Linked DNA regions of Homo sapiens: region 2 is linked to region 1. A link is a loop called in an ENCODE intact Hi-C map of the cell type or tissue named here. Cell type or tissue: PC-3. All regions are shown on one strand. Each heading gives the region's core, and the rest is flanking DNA. Links, peaks and the distances in the headings are about the cores only. Region 1 has its middle 100 kb from the start of ALK. Region 2 overlaps ALK (ALK receptor tyrosine kinase).

Evidence for each region. Hi-C counts contacts between places; a loop is a spot of excess contacts. Peaks named below come from ENCODE experiments on the same cell type or tissue, not always from the same donor. Only the 100,000 strongest peaks of a DNase experiment are listed, where the experiment ranks them.
Region 2: it touches region 1 in a loop (31-fold over the local background); 7 of 110 quality-filtered maps call a loop at or near these places.

The regions. Positions count from the first base shown.
Region 1 is chr2:30,020,247-30,031,311 of GRCh38, forward strand. No RefSeq gene overlaps it. Among named protein-coding and RNA genes, the nearest start is that of ALK, 100 kb to the left of the region's middle. RefSeq lists an enhancer at 5,736-6,236. In PC-3, for the core only: CTCF peaks have their summits at 6,387 (motif pointing left) and 6,590; a DNase peak (open chromatin) is centred at 6,105; H3K4me3 peaks cover 752 bases; H3K27ac peaks cover 1,729 bases.
Region 2 is chr2:29,289,988-29,301,052 of GRCh38, forward strand. ALK (ALK receptor tyrosine kinase) reads right to left here. Exons shown (of 29, transcript NM_004304.5): 9 at 6,901-7,070. Among named protein-coding and RNA genes, the nearest start is that of CLIP4, 180 kb to the left of the region's middle. In PC-3, for the core only: a CTCF peak has its summit at 6,071 (motif pointing right); no DNase peak of the experiment used is centred there; H3K27me3 peaks cover 992 bases.

The sequences.
Region 1 (11,065 bases), core at 1,691-9,690:
ATTAATGGTATGTCACATTTCTTACTGTTAAGTACTTATGTGTGAATAAATATAAGAAAGTGATTGCTAATCAACAGCATGTAAATTCAGAGTCAGGAATAATGGTGAGGCCAAACAACCATAGATTATCCCCATGATTGGCTGAGAGAGTGACACCTTTGCTTTCTGATGGTTCCATGTACACAAACTTTGTTTCAGGCACAAATAATTTAAGATATTGTACAAAATTACCTTTGGGCTATGTGTAGAAGACATATATGAAACATCAATGAATTTCAGGTTTAGGCTTGGGTCCCATCCCCAAGATGTGGGATATATTACGTATATGCAAATATTCCAAAATCCAAACACTTCTGGTACCAAGCATTTCAGGATAAGGGATACTCACCCTGTAATATAAAAACAAAACTTTCCCTGAAGTCCCCAGCAGACTTCAACTTGTTTCTCCTTGATCAAAAGAGTGTGAAATGGCTGCCCTTCGCTGCAAAGGAAGTTGGACCAAGTAGTTTATAGCTGGGCACATTGCTGTTGTTAGAATGTCACAGCATTCCTCAAGCACCTGCAACTGCAAATGGCCAAGCCATCGTTTTCACTTGCCTCCCTTCGACTACTCCTATGCTGTGCCCTCCATCAAGGCCACCACAGCTCCCAAGACAGATCTGTCATTGACTCCCTCCCCTCAAATCTCACATAGGAGGCTCCAAGTCTTTCCAAACAACTCTCACATCCTATCCTTTCCCTGGACTCCTGTCAGCCTTCTTCATCATCTTCTTGCCCTCTCACTCAATCTTTGCAGTCAGCCAGACTCATCTTTCTTTCTTTTTTTTTTTTTTTGAGACAGAGTTTCACTCTTTTTGCCCAGGCTGGAGTGCAATGGCACGATCTCGGCTCACTGCAACCTCCGCCTCCCAGGTTCAAGTGATTCTCCTGCCTCAGCCTCCCAAGTAGCTGGGATTACAGGCGCCTGCCACCATGCCCAGCTTTTTTTGTATTTTTAGTAGAGACGGGGTTTCACCATGTTGGCCAGGGTGGTCTCGATCTCTCAACCTTGTGATCCACCCACCTCGGCCTCCCAAAGTGCTGGGATTACAGGCGTGAGCCACCGCGCCCGGCCAGCCAGACTCATCTTTCTAAAGGCAAAAACAGATCGTGAAATGGTCTCAATTTGTTTTTAGGATAAAACGTAAATTTCTTATCGTGGCTTCTAAGGCCCTTCATGACCTAGCCCTTAGCTATCTCTCCAGCTGTACTTGTCACCACTCTTCCTTTCACATTCTTCGGCTATTCTGAACTTCTTTTCCATTCCTCTAGTAACCAACACTATCTCCTGAATCCAAGAACTTCTGCAGGTCTTTTTCCTCCACCTGGAATATTCCCCATCTACATCCACTGTGTCTAAATAGAATTTCTATCATCTTCACTGCTCAACTTAAGGATCCTGTTCTCCAAAGAGTCTTTCCTCACTCTCCTACAAGAAGATGATAATATTATTGCTGCAATAACAAACAACTGCAAAATCTCAGTGGCTTACATTTTGCTGCAGTAACAACTGCAAAGTCTCAGTGGCTTACAACAACCAACACTTAATTTTCTTCTCATTTCACATGTCAGTGGCTACAGGTCAGCTCTGCTCCCTGTGCCTTCTCATTTTAGGACCCAGGCTGAGGGCACAGTCCCAATCTATGGCATGACATTCTCACAGTGGAAACATGGGATGCCTCTTAAAACTTCTACTCAGACATGGTACACATTCCACCCTCTCACATTCTATTGACCAACACATGTCATACACGACCAAGGATATTATCTTGGGACTGGGAATGTATCCTCCTTCAACAGAGAGATGCCGTGAGTCACACAGCAATGGGAGAGGAGGTATAATCCTTTAACTCAGAAGGAAGAAGACAATAGTTGAGGCTAATCATATAATCTACTACCATGATAATGATAGTGACAACGTTATTTACTGAGTGTTTGCTGTCTGCCAGGCTTCATGCTAAATGCATTAATAAAATTTTTCCTTGTATCCTCACAAGACTACTGAGCACTATTGCTCCCCGCAGATGAGAAAATGGAGGGGAAGGGAGTTGGAGCAACTTGCTCATGGTCACATAATGAGTGGTAAAAGTGTGGATTTAAAACTAATTTCAATTCTGTCTGCTCAGAATTCATGCTTTACATCATTATACCATGCTGCTTCTGTGGCTCACTCCCAAGCTTAGTCTTTACCACCAATTGGCAATTTCCAGGGTAGCTTTGAAAGGAGACATGTGACCAGCATGGTGCCCAGATCGCAGTCAGTGTTTGTAGAGCAAACAAATAAGCTACTGCACCCCATCTCCTATTTTTCAGTTAGCTAATTTGCATTCAAAGTGTCCGTTTCTGTTTGGGTGTCACTTCCTTCCAGAAACTTCCTCTGACCACACAGGCTGGGTTAGGATGCCTCTTCTGTGTGTCTATGGGAAACTGTGCATAGAGCTATTCTTGTACTTATTATAACAAACCATAATGATCTTTGTGACTTGAGAGCTCGCTCATGGCTTCTCACGTCTGAACCCTTCTTTCTCTTCCTCTGCTCCTCTCCCTCCTAGCCCTGGTTGGTCCCCCTGAGCAGGGTTATTATGTCCTCCAGATGGGATCAGACCCACTCACTCATTCTCTAAGGCCTGCTGTGCACACCAGGCAATGCAGTCAGCTCCTTCACCACCAACATCCTGTCTTGCAGAGCCCACAGCCCAATGGAGGAGCAAGATGAGAGACAAGGAATCAGACTGGAAGCATAAAATAATTCCAGATTGCAAAGACAAATATAAATAGAAAAGAGTGATAAGGCATGGGATATCTACTTATCATAGGCTGGTCAGAGAAGTATGTTTTGAGACAGTGATGTTTAGGCTGAAACTGAATGATGAGAAGGAGCCAGCCATGGCACGACAGCAAAACAGCACACCTTCCAAGCAGAGGGAACAACACATACAGAGGTGGCATAAAGCTTGTGTTCTAGAAATCAAAAGAAAGCACATGGCTGGAGTGTATGAGCTGCTGGGGACATGGCTTAATAATGCTGGAGGGATAGATTAGAAATAGATCTCACCAGGCATGTGGGCCATGGCAAGGAGTTTAGATGTGAACCTCTGGAAGGTTCTCAGGAGGGGAGAGACCATCTGCTTTTCATTTTAAGAACATCTTTCTGGCCACTGTGTGGAATAAAGTAGTAGGACACCATTGTATTGTCCAGAAGATAGATGATGATGGTGGCCTAGGCTAAGGAGATGGAAACTAGTGGAGATGGATAAGCTGGTAGATTTTATACATCATGTGATGTGGCTTTAGGCATGCGTCATTTGAGGAGTCTGCAGACATCCACGTGAAGCTGTCAGGCAGATGGAGCTTAGAGGAGAGGTCCAGGCCGGAGGTCTAATTTGAGAGCCATCAGAACACTGATGGGGTTTTAAGCTAAGGGGATAGAGAAAAGAAGTGAACCCAGGACTGAGACCTGGGCATACCAATATTGAGAACTCAGGAAGGGAGACTGAGGCAGTGGATCACAAGGTCAGGAGATCAAGACCATCCTGGCTAACACGGTAAAACCCTGCCTCTACTAAAAATACAAAAAAAATTAGCCAGGCATGGTGGCAGGTGCCTGTAGTCCCAGCTACTTGGGAGGCGGAGCTTGCAGTGAGCCGAGATCAGGCCACTGCACTCCAGCCTGGGCGACAGAGCGAGACTCCGTCTCAAAAAAAAAAAAAAGAAGTCAAGAAGAGGAGGAGCTAGGGAAGGGGGTTAGGAAGGATGGCCAGAGAGGTGGGAAGAAAACCAGGAGACCCTGGAACCACAGATCTCAAGATCAAGAGGCTTTAAGTACAAATGACCGAAAAGCATTAATATTTCTGCCCTGTGATAAATGGATCAAAAAAGATTCTGAATAAATGTTAGTGTTCTTTCCGCCTCTACCCTTAGATATTTACATGTTGATGAAGGTAAACATTTACATCAAAAAAACTGTTCTCTATTTGTGAGATTTTAGGTGTTGGCCTACACAAAGGAACATTTAGGAGAAGGGAGAAGAGTAATGATGAAATTATATCCCATGTAAAGCTAGACCTACCTTATTTATAAGTTTTGTTGCTAGGAGAGTCTTTAGAAACCACCTAGTACCCTGACTTAGACAGTAAGGCCAGCCTTGTGGCATCAATAATGAGCAGCACCTGACAAAATCACTCAAGTGCTCATAATGGGCTACTCTATGGTTGCTCTGGGGGAGGGGCCAGCACTTGTGCTTTAACAAGCCCTCCAGGTAATTCCGATGCATGCTCCAGTTTGGGAACCCCTGTATCACAAGAGCCCCTGGCCTGTTACCCCATTCATAGCTAATTGGTAATGCAGTAAGCACCACGGAATAAATAAGTCAAACCTGGAGCTGATAATCAATATAGCTTGGCAAGTCTTGGTGGCCATCGGTGACAGGACAAAGGGAGACATGCTAGGGCTTATCCCACGGCCCCTGGGAAGCCCCTGGAGGTAGCGTAGCAGCTAGGGACCCCGACTTGGTTGTACCACAGCCTCTGGGTTGTAATCCCTTGTCAAAGATTTTCCGTTTCAGTAATGCTGTTATCCTGGGGATTATGGCCAAATGGAAATACATTAAATTGTAAATCACCTTCCCCACGTGGGCCAAGAGAAGCCCCAGAAGAATTCATTAAAGTGTAATGGTACCTGCACCTGTCATTACGCACGCCTCACTCAAATAAGGCCATAGAATACAGATTATTCACCTGGAATATGGCCACGCCATAATGAGCTCCTCCAGGGTTAGCTCCTAGTGGAGAGTAGGAAAGAGTGAGGCAGCTACTTAGAGCAAAATATTTCCAGGAGTAGCAAGGATGCTGGGCTGGAAGACTTGCCCTGTCTGTACTGCTAATTCACTGCTTGTCCATGGGCAAACTGCTTCTTGTCCTGGCTCCAGTTTCCTCAACTGTGAAATAAATTGTTTCCAGTGCTTCTCAAACTTTAGAGTGCATAAAAATCACCTCAAGAGGTAGCCAGCCATTCCAGTACTCCCAGGACTGAGGGAAGTCCTGTGATATTGGCGTTTCAGTGGTAAAACCATGACAGTGCCAGGCAAACCGAGCCTAGTTGGTCACCCTACTCCTGGAGGGCTTGTTGAATCAGAGTGCTATCCCCTCACCAGGGATTCTGATTCCATGAGGGAGAGGAGGAAGCAAAGGAGAGCAAGAGTTTGCTAACAAGCTCCCTGAATGCCAGGGATAGACTAGATGGTGGTTCCTAAATGCCTTTCTGCAGACAAGCTACATTAGACACACCTGAAGAGTTTGTTAAAAATACCGGTTCCTAGGTTCCAGCACCAGACATTTTTTTTTTTCTTTTTTGAGACGGAGTCTCGCTCTGTCGCCCAGGCTGGAGTGCAGTGGCGCCATCTCGGCTCACTGCAAGCTCCGCCCCCTGGAGTTCACGCCATTCTCCTGCCTCAGCCTCCAGAGTAGCTGGGACTACAGGCGCCTGCCACCACGCCCGGCTAATTTTTTTGTATTTTTAGTAGAGACGGGGTTTCACCGTGTTAGCAAGGATGGTCTCGATTTCCTGACCTCGTGATCCGCCCATCTCGGCCTCCCGAAGTTCTGCGATAACAGGCGTGAGCCACCGCGCCTGCCCTCCAGCACTAGACATTCTTACTCGATGGGGCTAGAGCTGAGTCTAGGAATCTACATTTCTAACAAGCTTCAGTGGTGATGCCCGGTGGGATTGAGAACCACTAAACTAGATCATGTGTACGGTTCCACGCAATTCAGGCATTCTATTACATTTTAAGTGTCTGTGTGCATGTCCATTTAGTAAAAGCTCCCCAAATTTGATGAACAACCCTCAATCATTTTATCTGGCTAGGATCAGTCATGCCTGGCATTAGGCATTTCCATTTTTGCCCTGAGCAAATGCAGCTGTTGGAGGAAGCGCACGGCCCTGGGAGACAGGCGTGCTCATTCAGAGTGGGCGAACACATGCGCTTACTCATGGATGCAGCTCTCATTTGCCCTCGGGGAGACGGAAGCCTGCGTCAAGGAGCTCCAGCAAGCTGCCCGGATATGAGCCTGTCACTGGGGCCTTGTTGCGGATGACTGTGCCCTGGCCTGCGTGTGTCATGCCAGGTGAAGTCAGAGAGGGGACAATAAGTGTCCCCTGTACCCAGGGTTTGGCAATCTTGCTGCGACCGTCTCATGACCCAGCAGACTACAAACAACTTGCAGTGAAATGTAATAAAAGAGTCCAGAGGGAGTGGAGCATGATGTACACCCCAGCCCTACAGAAGTGACAGCCCAGCCCCTGCGGCTGCATCAGGCTCTAAACAGAGCAGGTGCTGCCACCTCCTGGCCCCACTCAGGCTGAGCCACCGCAGTCTCCAGATGCATTTGGAATCTCAAATTGGGAATTCTGGAGATTCGGCCTCGAAAACACCCCAGAGACCATCTAACTCTTCCCACCCCATGTGCAGAAGAGGAAACTGAGCTCCCTCGATGTTGGCAGTTTTCCCCCACGTCCGACTGTGTGGCAGAGCCAGAGGCAAGCCCACCTGGTGCTCTTTTCCTAGTGCCTCACTGATCTCCTGCTGCTTTAAGCCAAACAGCTATGACCCAGTAATCCTGGCCAGAGCGGGAGCTGGGGTTTGTGGTGAGATCTGAGCAAGGAGAGAGGCTTGGCTGCTACTCGGTCCTGTGCCAGCTTGCCTCCTCCATGCCTAACCTTTGAAGATGAACCGAGACCCACCTTTGGAGATGAACAGAGACCCTGGTCAGGGAAGAACACTTGCCACTTCTCAGAGAGAAAGAAATGCTCCACGAATACATCACTTCAAATAGTAGTCTCCATAGCAGACAAGCATCACGTGGAAAAGAGACCCTACTTCCTTGAAACAAAACCACCTTGAGTGTGCAGATTCTTTGTTGCTGTTGTTCTTGAAAAGTCGTCTAGGACCATAGCAAACACCCCTGTAGCAGAAACCAGCAACCTGCAGAGATGGGGTGTGCCCAGCAGAGCTGTGTAGAATGTCAAGGCTTGGGGGTAAATGAAATTAAAAGAGGAAAAGGAGAAGGTAGAGAAGAGGAAAAAGCAAAAGAGGGAATAGAGAGAAGGAAGGACAGGATGGACAGATGAATGCACTGAGTACCAACCTGAGCCAAAGACTGCTAACCCTTGCTTCAATAAGTCTCTCATTCATCAAACATTTTTGGATGCCTACTCTGCCCAAGGCATCCTGCCTGTACCCAGAGTGGACACGACAAGTAATCTCTTACCCCTGCTTTCAAAGAATGTATCAGATAAAGCATGTGGAAAAGAAATCTTTCCAAGCCAGTGTGATATGAAGTAGAAGGTGATGGATGTTGTGAGAGGGAAGACTCCTGACTATGCAAATCCAGAGGAGGGGCAAAGAGGGGAGAAATAGAAGAAGGTGGTGTCATTTCATCAAGGCTCCAAAATCATGAGAAGAATGGGGGCATGCAAAGATGAAATGTAGGGCATTTCAAGCATAAAACAAAGAAAAGGCATGAACTGGACACGGAGGAAAAGTGGTTATGGAGAAGACAGCAGTTGCATCTGGCTAAAATGCAGGTGCAAGAAGGGACACACAGGCAATAGGTGGAAAAGGCAGGTGGGGCCAAGTCGAGGAGCAGGTGGTAAAGTGAACTTGAATGCCAAGTTAACTGTTCCCTCGGCATCAGGGAGTCCCTGCAGGCTCCAAAACAAGACAGGGGCATAATCAACTGTTCCGGATGCTGCAGGGCAAAAGAGCACTCAGTATGAACTCTGCAGCGTGAGGAATGGGGGAGCTTGAGTTAGGGGGAAGAGGGGTGCCCCATCCACCGGGATTTTATTTTGCAACTCAAAGTGCTGAACAACATATCCCAGTGTTCATATTGCTGGATTATATCTGCCAGTTTCTGCTTCCTGTGCACTCACTGCCAGGCTTTCTCCTCTCTGAGCTGCTCTAGAGAACAATAATAACATCCTCTGCTTCCCACTGGCCTGCATTCTGTTCTGCTGTCTGAACAATGCATGTGTCTTTGCTCCTCGATGGATGAGGCTTGTATTTCTGATTCAAATTCACAATAAAGTCAAAAGCAATTGTGCTGGAGCTGCTGGTGGGTCCAATGATCACTACCTTGGATAGAGACTGGGGACTCCCTTGTTCAAGCCCCTACGATGAAGACACATTGGACTTCTCCAGTTCTGTCCCTCCCCGGAACTTGTAACACAGTGGCACTGAACAATCAGAGCAATTAACAAAATGCTCAGAATGTACAGAAAGGAGATGAAGGAAGTTCAGCATTGCAGTTGGTGGGGGCTCCTCCCATCACAATCGATTCATCAAACAAACTTGCCAACTCTCTAAACTTTAATTTCAAATGACTGGGTCCCTTTGTGCACAGACAGATAATCAAATTCAGTATGTTGGAAACATGTTTCAGTCTTTTCTGGGTTGTTATTTTTTTTTTCAATTTTAAACAAATAAGAGCTCTTTCCAAGGCAGTGTTTTATTTCCTTTGCTTCACAGCCTGATTAATGATAGGCTCAGCCCCACAAAAAGCCAAGGGAAGAGAGGAAAATAAATGTGAAGGCCCAGCCATTTAAGTCCTCTCCTGGCCTTCCAAGAGAGGTTTAATACCCACCGACCACTCCGGGGTACAAATCTGAGCTGGATGCCATGGGTTGGCATGGGGTGAGCCTGAGTCTATGGCTGAGCTAATTATGCTTTTCAGCCTGGGCTAGGCATTGTCTTAAGAAACCAAGTGGAAATCACCAGGATTCTACAAACCCCCAGATGTTCACTTTGAGTTTCTGCCCTTTGATGGTACAAAGAGTGATGGACATGGAGTCAGAAGGCCTGGGTTTGGGACCCAGATCTACTCTTTACTGGAGGTGGGACTTTAACCAAGTCCCTTCCGTCTCCAAACTGAGGCCAGGCCTCAGTCTCCTCAAGTGTGAAGCAGGAATAATGATGTCCACTTCAAAATGTTTAAAAGGAGCTGGTACCACATCATCTCTTACAGAGAGACTCCTTGGTAGGACCCCCCAACCCCAGAAGCTCCCCTGAGCTATGTACATCTTGTAGGGCATGGATATGGCTGGAACCAAGGGCTCAGGAAAGGGAGTGACATCTCTGGGTTAGAAATAAAGAATTTCTGGCCGGGTGCGGTGGCTCACGCCTGTAATCCCAGCACTTTGGGAGGCCGAGGCGGGCGGATCACCTGAGGTCAGGAGTTCGAGACCAGCCTGCCAAACATGGTGAAACCCTATCTCTACTAAAAATACAAAAAATTAGCCAGGCATGGTGGCAGGCCCCTGTAATCCCAGCTACTTGGGAAGCCTAGGCAGGAGAATCACTTGAACCCCGGAGGCAGAGGTTGCAGCGAGCCAAGATCGTGCCATTGCATTCCACCCTGGGCAACAAGAGTGAAATTCCATAAAAAGAAGAAAGCAAGAAAGCAAGAAGGAAGAAAGGAAGAGAGGGAGGGAGGGAAGGAAGGAGGGAAGGAAGGAAGGAAGGAAGGAAGGAAGGAAGGAAGGAAGGAAGGAAGGAAGGAAGGAAGGAATTCTAACAGAAAAGGCAGTGAAAAGCAAGAGGCACAGAGGAGAGGGAAGAGCCAGAGGCTGTGATGGGCAGGACACAGCCTCCTCATTCCCCATCCCACCCCACCTGACAGCACTATGCCTCTTATCTACAGCAAATTGCTAAACTAATAAAACATGTCACATGTTTAAAGTGGAGTGTGCGGGTGTGTGATGAGACTGCTCTTTGCATCCAGCAATCCAATGCAGCTTAGAACCATAAGTCTGTGAGAATTTGCAGAAACCATGAGGACAGGCTTAAGTCTCTCCCAGGCTGTGGAGACTCCTGGTGACATCTGTGTGGTGTTACCATTGCTACAATAACAACACATTAGGAACGTTTCATTCAAATGGTTACACTTCCAAAGAACGGGCTTACACTTAGAATCTTGATCCATCTTTGTTCCATCCTGGGCCATTCCCTGGTGAACACAGCATGGCTGGGACATGGACATGGTAGAATTGGGAGCCTCATTTTCATTTTCAGTCTAGTACAATTCAGGTGAGGAGACAGCGGGAGCATCTGTTTCTGGGTCTCCAGCAGTAAAGAGGACAGGGCTTCCACACAGTCAGGGGGGGAAAAAAAAAGAGATTTCAAGAGGAAACAGAACTAACAATGTCCCTGGCAGGTTAGTTTCATGCTGCACCTGTTCTACTGGTTTGCTCACTTCTGCCTCAGTGACATTTTGCATATTTTACTCACAGTGCCTTGAAGTAGTTTAACTTTCAATAGGGTGCTTTTTGGCAGTTCTCCTAACCTAATTAGGTATCTGCCTAAGCCAGGGGAGTGACACATTTTTCTGGCCAAAGTAACCGTCCCAAGATCATGAGCATGCCTAACACATCCGAGTCCAGTGCTCACAGTGGACATCACTTATGTAGTTCTGCCAGGAAGGTACTGAGCTTTCATCTTTGCCTCATGTCTATAGTCTATTCTATTTCATTTGGAGCTCATCATCCGTGGTATTGCCTTGCAAATTATTTATCCATCGGGTTATTGTAGTAAACTTGTAAGCAGATGGGGTTTTAGACTTTCCATCCTGCCTCAAAGAAAAATGAACAAGGAGTGCAAGACACCTAAAATCCCTCATCCATCACCGCCTCCTGCCAGGTGATCTGCTTCCGCTATCCATGCTGTACACATCTCCTGCACTTCTCTCTGTATTCTGCTACAAGGAAGAGGTGAATCAACAGCGCCTCTGATGTCAGCGACACCCAGATGTTGGGCCTGCTCTTCTTCTTTCTGTCTAGGCCACATGTTCTGGGCTTTCCTGGTTTTCTTTACAGAGCTCCAACACTGGCATTTATTTATAAACCGTAGCCTTGGCTTCCCTTTAGTTTTCACCTCACGTCCCTAATCCAGGCCTCACCTTCAAAGCTTCCTAGCGCTCTTCTCTGACAGACCCAAATTCCCTTATTTCCATCAGGGTCTGTCTATACCAGG
Region 2 (11,065 bases), core at 1,529-9,528, 730 kb before region 1:
TTGAGAGCTGGGGCTGTATTGCTTGTCTGGGTGTGCCCATCACCTGGCACCCAACACTGCAGTAAATGTTGGTGGACATAATGCCTCAGGGGATTTTGGAGGTTTGTACATTTCATGCTTGGAAACCTTCACAGGATGCTGTCTCGTGAAGTGAAAGGAGGGGAGGAAGGACCTCCACAGAGGGGCCTCTATGTTTAATGGCAAGTTCTTAAACCCCTCTGGGCCTCTGTCTTTTCAGCTGAAATTAGGGAATGACATCTACCCTAGCTGCTCAGATGCGAGCCTGAGTGAGAACCTTGTGTTGTGAAGGAGCCAAGCACCCTGGAAGGGGGCACAGGGCTGCCGTGGATGGGGAGATGTGGGCAGAGTGAGGAGGCGCAGGAGCTGCTGGGACTGTCAGCCAGCTTGTCCAGCAGAGGGTCAGTAGGCGAGTGATGTCTGCTCCTCCTCATAGGCATCCCTTTTTCCTGAGGTGGAGTTAGAGGCGGAGCAGTTACAGATGAAAATGCTCCTAGGAGGGGCAGACAGGCAGGAGGACAAGAGCAGATGTGGGGGGCACCCCTGGGCCATGTGCTCCTAAAGATGAAGCAGGGCTCTATTTAGCACAGTGTACCAACCTTGTGGCTGGGGTCTCCTGTTGATCCTTACAGCAGTGAACTTTATTCTCAATGAAAGGGCGATTTGTTAAATGTACAGTATAACTAAAGGTTATTTTTATGCCTTGGTTAGACTTGGTACATGAATAGATATGCAAATTAAAAATGCCTATCAGAGACTGTGCTCCAGTGCTGGGGAGGAAACACATGGTGTGGGGATAGTCAAAGGCATGCCGGAGTGGGAGGCACCTGGAGAGGGGACACAATGGCCTGGAAGGATAAGGGGAGACTCCAGCTGTGAGCCTGAGAGGAGAGGCAGGCAGGCAGGGGCCGTGCGGGGAATGGTCTGCAGCAGGAGGTGGTGGTGGGAATTGCTAGGATGAATTTCAGGAGCTGGTTGAAGCAAAGGGAAAGCAGTAAACTAATGTGAAATGGATAAGAGATGTGGCCTAAAAATAACCAAGAACCTAAATATTTTGTTAGTAACAATGGCTATTGACCAGGTGCGATGGCTCCTGCCTGTTATCCCAGCAGTTTGGGAGGCCCAGGCAAGAGGATCACTTGAGGCCAGGAGTTCAAGATCAGCCTAGGCAACATAGCAAGACCCTGTCTGTACAATTTTTTTTTTTAATTAGCTGGGCATGGTGGTGCACGCCTGTAGTTCTAGCTACTAGGGAGGCTGTGGCAGGAGGATTGCTTGAGCTCAGGAGTTTGACACTGCAGTGAGCTGTGATCATGCCACTGCACTCCAGCCTGGGTGACAGAGTGAGGCCTTGTCTCTAAAAATTAAATTAAAAAATTAAAAAACAACAACAATGGCTACTGTTTTTCAAGTTTCTGCTACATGCCAAGCCCCATGCATCACTTCCTCAGGCAGTACATAGGAGGCAGACCAGCCTAAAGTTTAAGGGAAAATTATTTAACCTCCATAGCCCTCAGATTTCTCATATTAAAAAGGGGATTAATTATAATATCTACCCCAAGGGGTTGTTTTAAGGATGAAATTAGATAATGCATGTTAAGTACTTGTTACATGACTGGCAGGCAGTAAGCACTCAACAAACGCTAGCTCTAATCATCATTTATAACTCTTAAATGGCTTTATCAGGATGCTGTGATTCAATTAACAGAAATGTGAATTAAGCAGAATTTTTTTAGGGGTGTGTCTAGACCTGCAAACTGAGGCTTACCGGAAATCTCTGGATTTCCACTCACTGAAATCTACTATTTCTCTACACAGATAAGAACAAGTAATAAAAGACGCTCTTCAATGCCTTTCTCATCACAGAAAGATGCTACACAAAGGGAGAGTGTTGTTATTGACAGCATCCCACATAAAATGAGAATTCTGTCGGTGATAAAAATTGAATAGAAAAAAAATCTTGGCTCTATGGAGTTTCTGGTCTAAATGCATGAAGACATAACTCTCAGTTTAACCCATCTCATTTGAAAGATGCATTGGTGAAACACACCACTTGTCGTTTAGGACAAAGGATTGCAAAGGGAACAGGAAATCTAAATATCTCCAGAAGGAACAATTTTTCTTGTTAGACTATGTATGTAGTGTACGGCTAAAAGCCTTTATAATGATAGTGCTGAGGAATGGAGCCTGCACAGGTGTGATAAGTTGTGTACTTTATATTTGACTGTACAATTGCAGTGATTTGTGGGACATGATTTGATCCATGGTGTTTCCAAATCCATCTCATAACGAGTTGAACTTAGCATGGCTTCTGCTCTGTAAGCGTGTCAAAGCTTAGGATAGTGTGGGAACATTGTGTTTAATTTAGTAAGATATATAGAGAGAGGAAAAACTAGGGGTATATCTCTGCAAGAGACTGACAATTAGAATCAGGAGAGAGAACTTGCCTTTCTTCTATTTTGAGAAAAGGTAGAATTAATTCCAGCAGAAAGAGCAGCAATTGAATGAGGGAGGTGGGGCTGATAAAGTGGGGAGAGGATGAGGAAAAGTAGCTATGTGAGGTGGATGTAAAGTAATGAGATAATTTTTAAGCACACATCAAGCTGATATTTGAATTGGTGTTGTCCTTCAAAATTACCTTGAGAGCATTTATCTGTATTCAGAGGACATTGCCACTGCTCAAAACATCTTAGGCATTGCTCTTAGAGATTTTTCCTGTTACTCATTATACTATGGTTGTACAGTTAACATAATTCTGTAATGATGACAGACTATTACATTCCTTCTATCGCTTTACATGTTTGTAAGTGGACAGAAGAAATATCATTCCATGGATCAATGCCTCCCTGTCACCAGGCTTTATGTACCTATGACTTATTCACCGAGCCTTCCCGAGGACTACTGTGTGGTGGGGGCAATCTGACTAGAGCCCTTTTCTCTCAAGTGCACAACTCTAGTTCTCTCTATCACAAGGACCAGGGCACCCAATTAGGATCAAAGTCTTTCTTATGAAGTGATTCCAACAGGAATGTGACCAGAGACAAAGAAAGCACAGGTACCAGGCAAGTCCCTAAAGATAATTCCTTGTCACAGAGTAACAAATGCTGTTTTGGTTCATCTGATGGGACACAGGTGTTGCTCTGATATACAGAACACTTTGCAGTAGTATTTATTATAAAGCAATCATATCTGTTTTGTCGGACACAGGTTGAAGAGAGGAGGAATGTTAGATAGATTCCATCAAGTGAAATTCTCAGTTTATTCAACTGGAATTTGAAAGTATATGCAATTTCCCTCAATACATCATTCTGTCAATGCATATTTATTGGGCATACTACATGTTAAGTATGGTACTAAAGATTCAGGAAGCAGTGATTTATAAGACACACACAATCCCTACCTTGTTAGTTTGTATATTCAGATATAAAAAAGATAATAAAGAGTGATAAATTATTATAGGGATGTTTCAAGAGCCATGAGAATATATTGTGGGTACATATAGAGTATAGGTGTCTGGGGATAATTTTTTTTAAGTGAAGGAAGAGTAGTATTTAGAGAGATGGAAAGTAAAGGCAGAACATTAAGTTCTTCCTTTAACTTTAACATGCCTTTAACATGGCAACTGCAAAAGCCTAGAAGTAAGAATGTAGCATGGTACAACTGAGTGGAAGGAAGGGGAGATTGAGAGAGAAAGAATGGTTTAAGAAGCAGCTGGTGAAACTAGCGCTGGACAGATCACACATGGGCTTAAAAAAGGTCTTATTAGGGAGTTTTAAAGGCATCCCCAAAGCCACAGGAAGCCACAGAAGGATTTCCAAAATAGGAAAATGGTCAGATTTCCAATACCGTTGACTAGAGCCTGGAGTCTCTTAAGTGCTAACCTCTAAGCCCTAATAAAGTTACTTTAAAAATTTTGTAATGTGTGAAGGTTGAGGAACCTGGGAGCAGAGGTGATTTGGGACAGCATAGGGAATAAAATTTCTGCCGCTTTCAAGGTTCAGGGTTGGGGAGCTGTCCACAAAGTAGGTGCTGAATAGCTGAAGCCAGGAGCTGCCTAAGGAAGCTTCATGGGATGTGGGGCAGGTGGCGCCAGGTGTTACCGCCTACCTCAGAGGTGGGAGGAAGAGAGTTGGTTTTTCTTTGTCTTTTATCCATCCTATTTTTCTATTTTCCTTGCTTATGTCTTCCTCTACCTTCTCCTTTCTCCCATTTTCATCTTCTAGCAATCTGGGCAGCTATAGCTGACTCTCCCTGAAGGAAGAGGGAAGAGAATGCTTTTTGCTCCTCCATCAGTGACTTCTCATAAGGAGTCAACAGAGCATTGTGAAAACAAATTCATAAGAAGCCCGCCTTTATCTAAGGGTTGGATGACTGGTTATATTGCTAAATTGGCCATCCCAGACCCTTCTGAGCCATTAGGTGGGGAGATATTGTCATTATTATACTATAGTTATTAGTAGTTGAGCATTTAGTGTGGATCAGGCAGTTAAACAAGCACTTTACTTCTCCAAACCTAAGAGGAGACTGTGTTGTCTGTTTTATAGAACATGGCTTGACTTGGAAGATCAGTGGTTGTGATTTGTGCTATTTGTTTAATAAATTATTACTGAGGCCAAATAACTGAAAGATGCAGAAAATAAAATCTATTAATACTCTGTGTAGACTCTTTCAATAGTCATTTCATTTAGTCTCATAACAATCTTGTGAAATTATACTGTTATTATTCTCATTTTACTGATGAGGACACTGAGGCTCAGAGAGCTTAAGTAATTGGCTGAGGTCACACAACTAGTAAGTGACCATGGCAGTTTTCAAACTTGGCACTATTTGATTCCAAAGCCTCTGCCCTTTCATCTAGAGTGCTTCTTTGGTTTCTTTGGGGCCAGTCACATCTACAGTCTAGTTTGATTTTAGCGAATGAAAACTGCTGCACTTCATTTTCCTTCAGTACCATTTGCCTCTGGATCTTGATGCTTCCCATATCATCTGTACCTCTGGGAGGGCAGCTTCCAACCTCAGAGCATGTCAGTGGTATGCAGGCTCCCAGCGAATGGAAGCACTCTTGTTTTCTGTAATTGTACACTTATTAGGTCACAAGGCATCATCAAACCAAGCTGTCTTTTGTCGGAATCCCCACTGGACAGTTTGGTCTCAGTATCAATACTGGAAATGTTAGTCTGGTAAACAGCCTTTAACAGGGAAGAAGGAGGCTGAGAACGAAGTCTCCTTCAAATGAAACTCTAGAGGATGAGAGTGAACCGAGTCAACATCTTACTTTAAATCCCCTGGAGTAGCTATGAAAGAGAGAAGACTTGCTGGATTGAGGAGAAAAAAAACACTTTGATTCATCTGAATTAATTTCACCTCTCCCAGGAGGGAGGATTCTTTCACCACCCTCCTGTTCTCCACCAACTGCATGCAGCTCCACAATCCCCAAAGACAAAAGACTAAACTATAGTGGGCAGAGCTCACACTTCCTCCTTTCTCCACTTAAATCCATTTGTCCTGGGGTCACTGATCCTTGGAATGTCCTTGGGCTTTGATCGTTAACCCACACACATCTGAAGGAGTGGGTAGCTAGTGCTCAGAGTGAGGACAATGCCTTTGTCCTTTGACAGCACTGATGCAGTTATGAGCTCTTGGACATAGCAGACTGTGGGGTTTGGGCGAAAAATGTGAAACCAGCTTTACACTTATAAAGCTGCATGCCAACTAGCATCACCCTCCACCTTGCCTTGAGCCCTCTGTCCTCATTTTTTGAAGGTGGATCCACCAGGATGGTAATTTGATTGTGTTTTAGGAGTCTCAGGCAGAGGCTGCTGTGGGTTGTAAGGGTTGACTTTTAGCCCATAAAAGATGGCTGTCCCCCATCCAGATCCATTTATCTGTCCCCTTTATAGAAATGGCCCCTCGCCCCTCTTTTGTCTGGAACAGATCAGCACCCACCATGAGGGTTCAGGATGATACGGCAGGGTCACATGAGTGCTGCCATGCAGGGCCATCTTTATTCAAGTACGGCTTGCTCCAGGCTGACTGCAGGTGGCAGAATAGTGCCATCCTGGGAGACAAGTGGCAGTGAACACTCCATGGTTCCTGCTCCATTGCAGAGCCACGTGGAGTTAATGATTTTCTAGTTCAAACCTCTCAGCTTAAAGGTGAGGAAACTGAGGCCCAAAGAAGTCAAGGATGTTGCTCAAAGTCACAGAGGCCATTAGTGATAGAGCCCAAATAGGAACTAAGACCACAAGTAGAAGCATTCCTCTGTTTACTGAAGAATTTGCCATCCTCTTTATCAACCTGCCTCAGGACCTGACTCAACAGAGAACACTGGACTCGGAGTCGGGCCTGGGCACCAGTCCCAATTCCGATTCCAACTTGCTGGCACTTCACCGTTTTGATTCTGTTTCTCCCCTTATAACAGGACAGGAGTGGTAAATGATGATAAGGCCTGTCCTACCTACCTTGCAGGTTTTCTTGTTAATAAGGATAAAATAAAAGTGGGGAAAGTAAGGCAAAGTCTATCATATAAGAGAACATGCTATATACATGTAAAACCAAACTGTTATTTGGGGGAAATGTGAGTTGTTCAATTTTATTTTTCCTCCAGACACTGGGGGTAGCCAACCAGGCCATACCAGTGGTCCCGAGACAAGTGTTCAGTAGCCTCTTCATCCCTTGGAGAAGCTTGTAAACTGCAGAAAGTGTGTAACCTGCAGAGTGTGTGTGTGTGTGTGTGCACGTGCGTGCACGCGCACATATCGGTGTGTGGGCACATCTGCATGTGTGTCTTGGGTAAAAGGCACGGGGAAAGGGAAGGCATGATTTCTTTTTCATTTTAGCTGATAGAGGAGAAGGGTATTGGGGGAGATGCATAGAGCCTACCTGTCAGACACATCGAGGAGAGGCAACACCATCCACTGCCACAGGCTCAAGCCTTCATAGGCGGCGACATGCCAGACCATCCTGCCTTGCTCCTTCCCGGTTTTGTTCTCCACTAGCACCAAGGACACGTTTCCCCTCAAGACTCCACGAATGAGCCAGGACATTCGGAGCTGTGAGGGCGAGAAGAGTCAGAGGACAAGGTATGATTGCTGAAAGGTCCCCTTTCTGGAATTCTCCACTGAAGTTTCAAGGACCTTATAAGAGACTCAGCTGAGTTCAGCCTGGTGAGAAGAGCTGGATGCCCACCACCTGTCTCACCAAGAGGCTTTCAGTGAAGTTCAAGTATCCCATTTCCTAGGATAACTGAACGAATCTGTTAATTTTTTTTCTTGGGCAGGGACAACTGATGGGCAGTTTTGGAACTTTGTTCAGGTTGATGTTATCATCCTACCTTTCACAAGATTCTGCCTGTAAGGTGATATCAAGATCAATGGGGTAGTAAATGAACTTCCTAAAGAGTAGCCAAAGATTCTTGCCTGTGGCCCCAATTTACTTTGTGACCTTGGACAAATGATTTTGTGACTCAGTTTCTTTTAGTGATTTAGGTATCATAGATTTTTCTCTCTTCCCCAAAGACTCTAATAATCTCATTTGAATGGTGTCATGTCACATGTCAGCTAACTAAAGACCCAATGACTTGACACCTGTGGCCACTGGCAGGCAAAGGCCAGACAAAAATCTACATATCAAGATCTTTTAATATGGGCATCTTTCGAAGAGGATGCCCACTTCGCCAAAAGGAAGTTACAACTGTGTTTTTCATTGTGTCTTTATTAAAAGTTTCTGTGGCATTGTTCCTAAACATTTGAAAGAAAATTGTAACTAATAACCTTTGTAAGAAAGTTTAAGTACGATCATATTCAGAGGTAGGACATACTATAAACAAGGTTTCTGGTCTTTGTGTTTAAAAACCTAGGACAACTATATCATATCATTGCCTAAAATAATCCTGTAAGAAAAAATGGTGGTTATTGTAGAAAGAAAGGTAAAATATGTCTTATGGTAAACTGGCAGTTTCGTCAGAGTAAAGGTACCCCCTTTTTACTGATTCTCTCTGAATACCTGCTTCTTTGTAAATTACCACTCCTTTGTCTTCCAGTCCTTGATACATGGTTGCCTCACAATTTGATTGAAGAGGTTAAGAACCATGACTCACGGCAGCCCCAAACTTCCCACTTTCTTGCATACAAACCCTTCACTAATAAGGTCACACCAGGGCATTGGGGCCCCCAGGGACTGATTTACTTCTGAGTCCCTGGACCTTGTAAGCCTGGTCTATAACCACAGACACTTCACTTACACCTTTCCCATTTCTCCATATCCTGGGTAGCAAATATGCATCTCTACTGAGACCTCCTAGGATAAATGAATGAATCTGTTAATTTTTTTTTCTGGCCTCACTTAGCTTTCTTGTACAAGCCATGATTGGAAATTTCAACTCTACCCCTGCTAACTGTAAACCCTTTCAGCTCTCAGCCCATGCCATGCAGTGCCTAGCTTGGGATCACGATGCTTTCTCCTTTTGCTCCTTGGCTGAAGAATACTGCTAATTTGAACTTCCATGAATTCAGACTGTTGAGTCTCAATGCCCTGGATGTGAGGTGGTACTTGTTCATTCTCTCTTGATTTCCACAGTTGATTTCCAGACACACATAGTACAATGGGTGTTTCAAACTCTCCCTCGCATACTGACACTCTCACCCCCTGGTTCCCACCTCCTAATCCACTGATTTGATTTCTACTTTACTGAGAAGATCTACTATGTCAGGAACAATCTCCTTCAGTCCCCTTCTCTCTTTTTTGTGGGCCCAGTGTTTATTTATCCTCCTTTCTTTTCCTTTTCTCTCTTAGAGGAAGCTGCATCCTTCACTGTCTTCCACGTTAGCCCAGCTCATTTTCTCTCCCCCAGTCCTTGCTCTTTTAGTTACTGCCCTCCTTTCCCTCCTTTCCCCAGCATCTCAGAGTCAATCTTTTGGCTCCTTTGTCTACAAATAAGATCAAGGTTCACCCATTCTGGAGAAATATCCTTTATTTCATCCTCTGGGCTCCTCTGGCTTGTAACCATTTCTTTGCCCCATTCAGATGCTCACATCTTGAACAGCTGGGATGTAACTGCTGCCGCTAGTTACTTGTTGCTCATTCTCTCTTTAAGTTCTTTCAACCTGGTTTCTAGATAATCTCCTCATTACTCTAGCAAAATAGAGTACCCATGTCCTTTATAACTCTTTGAACTCTTCAGAGTCTCCTAAAGTGCCTCTCCCTCTCCACTCTTTCTCTCTTCCGAATTCTCTTGTATATTTCTATCACATTCTCCTGTTGATCATGCTCATCTGTGACTTGGGCTCAACAACTGTCGATGGTTTCTCATGCCCTGTCAAAAATTATGGCATTTACATTCCTCTATTATCTGAGGAAATCAACTTTTTCATCATTCAACAAATATTTGTTAAGCACTTATGCTGGGTCACATGAATTCTCCATTTCAGAATGGTCTAAGACCTCTAGAATCAGAGAGTTCTGAATTCAAAACCTGTTTTTACCACTTTGGCCTAGTTATTTAATCATTTTGAAGCTCAGTTTCCTATTCTCTAAGATGAGAATAGTTTTATCTCTTATAGGGTTATAGGGACTGTTAACTGAAATAATAATTGATGTAACAAAATATTAAAAAGGCATTTTGGCTGAAGCATGGAGGCAGTGGGTGCTGCATTTCAAAGGGAAGTGTAAGAGCACAAGGTTGCAGAACTTTCAAGAGAGGTGGATAAAAATGAATGACATAATTCTTAACCCTTCACTCATACTTTGCATATTACAAAATGCTGGAGGTTGACTATTAGGAGAGAGTTTTTGGAAGGTGCTTTTGGCATACCACGAGTTCCATTTCACTCTCCTGCTAAGAAGAAGGTGGGAAGGGTGTTCCATCTTCATCTCAAGTCAAGAGAGAATGGTTTTATGATACCATATCAAGGACTTGATACTTACCCCTGCAGTTTTGGAAACACGGTGGATTAGTGTCTGTCTCCTACCTGGAAGGTCTAAAGTTTGAACTAGGGGCTGGCTAGCTGCTCTGATGGCAGAACAAGGCAAGGTGGCAGCATCGGGTGGCCTACACTCCCAGAGTTTGCTGGGGCAGAAATGCATGAGTGTTGCATATGGGTGGGAGGAGAACCATGTATAGGGGAGCCCATGCAGGGTCACTGTAGATCTTGCCTAAGAGGGAGGTAAATAGACAATAGTAGGAAGAAGCTGCCGGTATCTTGAGATGCCCAAGAGTGGAGGAAGGTGGAAGTGACCACCTATAATAGAGATGCACATACCTGGCCGGGCACGGTGGCTCACACCTGTAATCCCACCACTCTGGGAGGCCGAGTCAGGTGGATCACTTGAGGTCAGAAGTTTGAGACCAGCCTGGCAAACATGGTGAAACCCCGACTCTACTAAAAATACAAAAATTAGCCAGGTGTGGTGGCAGGTACCTGTAGTCCCAGCTACTCAGGAGGCTGAGGCTGAGGCAGGAGAATCCCTTGAACCTGGGAGGCAGAGGTTGCAGTGAGCCGAGATTGTGCCATTGCACTCTAGCCTGGGTGACAGAGCAAGACTCTGTCTCAAAAAAAAAAAAAAAAAAAATGCATGTGCCCTAAGTCAAGGCGAAAAATTCTAAGCCATGGTGGAGGGGATGAGGAGAAAGGTGGATCTACAAAGGAACCCCAAAAGCCCCTGTGTGAGAAACAGTAAGCCTTGGACATTTGTTACATCCAGAGAACACCAATGCAAGATTACCCAACAGTCTCCAATAAGAACTTTCTTGCTCCCCTGAAATCCTTTCTGTGTCTATGCTTACAACCCCAACAAGTCAGAAGTCAACAAGATGACAGAAGAGGAGGAGAGGTTGGGTGGAGAACTAGAGAGGCCACTGACCACACCCTTTCTCTCATTTCAGGCTTTCCATCTGCAATAGGACCAAGTTTGGAGGCGGCAGGAGAGGGCAAGAAGTGATGACTTTAAAGCAAGATTGAAATTGTGACTGGATGAGCATGCTGATTACTAAAAAGCCTGTGTTTTGCATTTTTAAGTGACTGAAGAACTGTCTGCATTACCTTCCAGT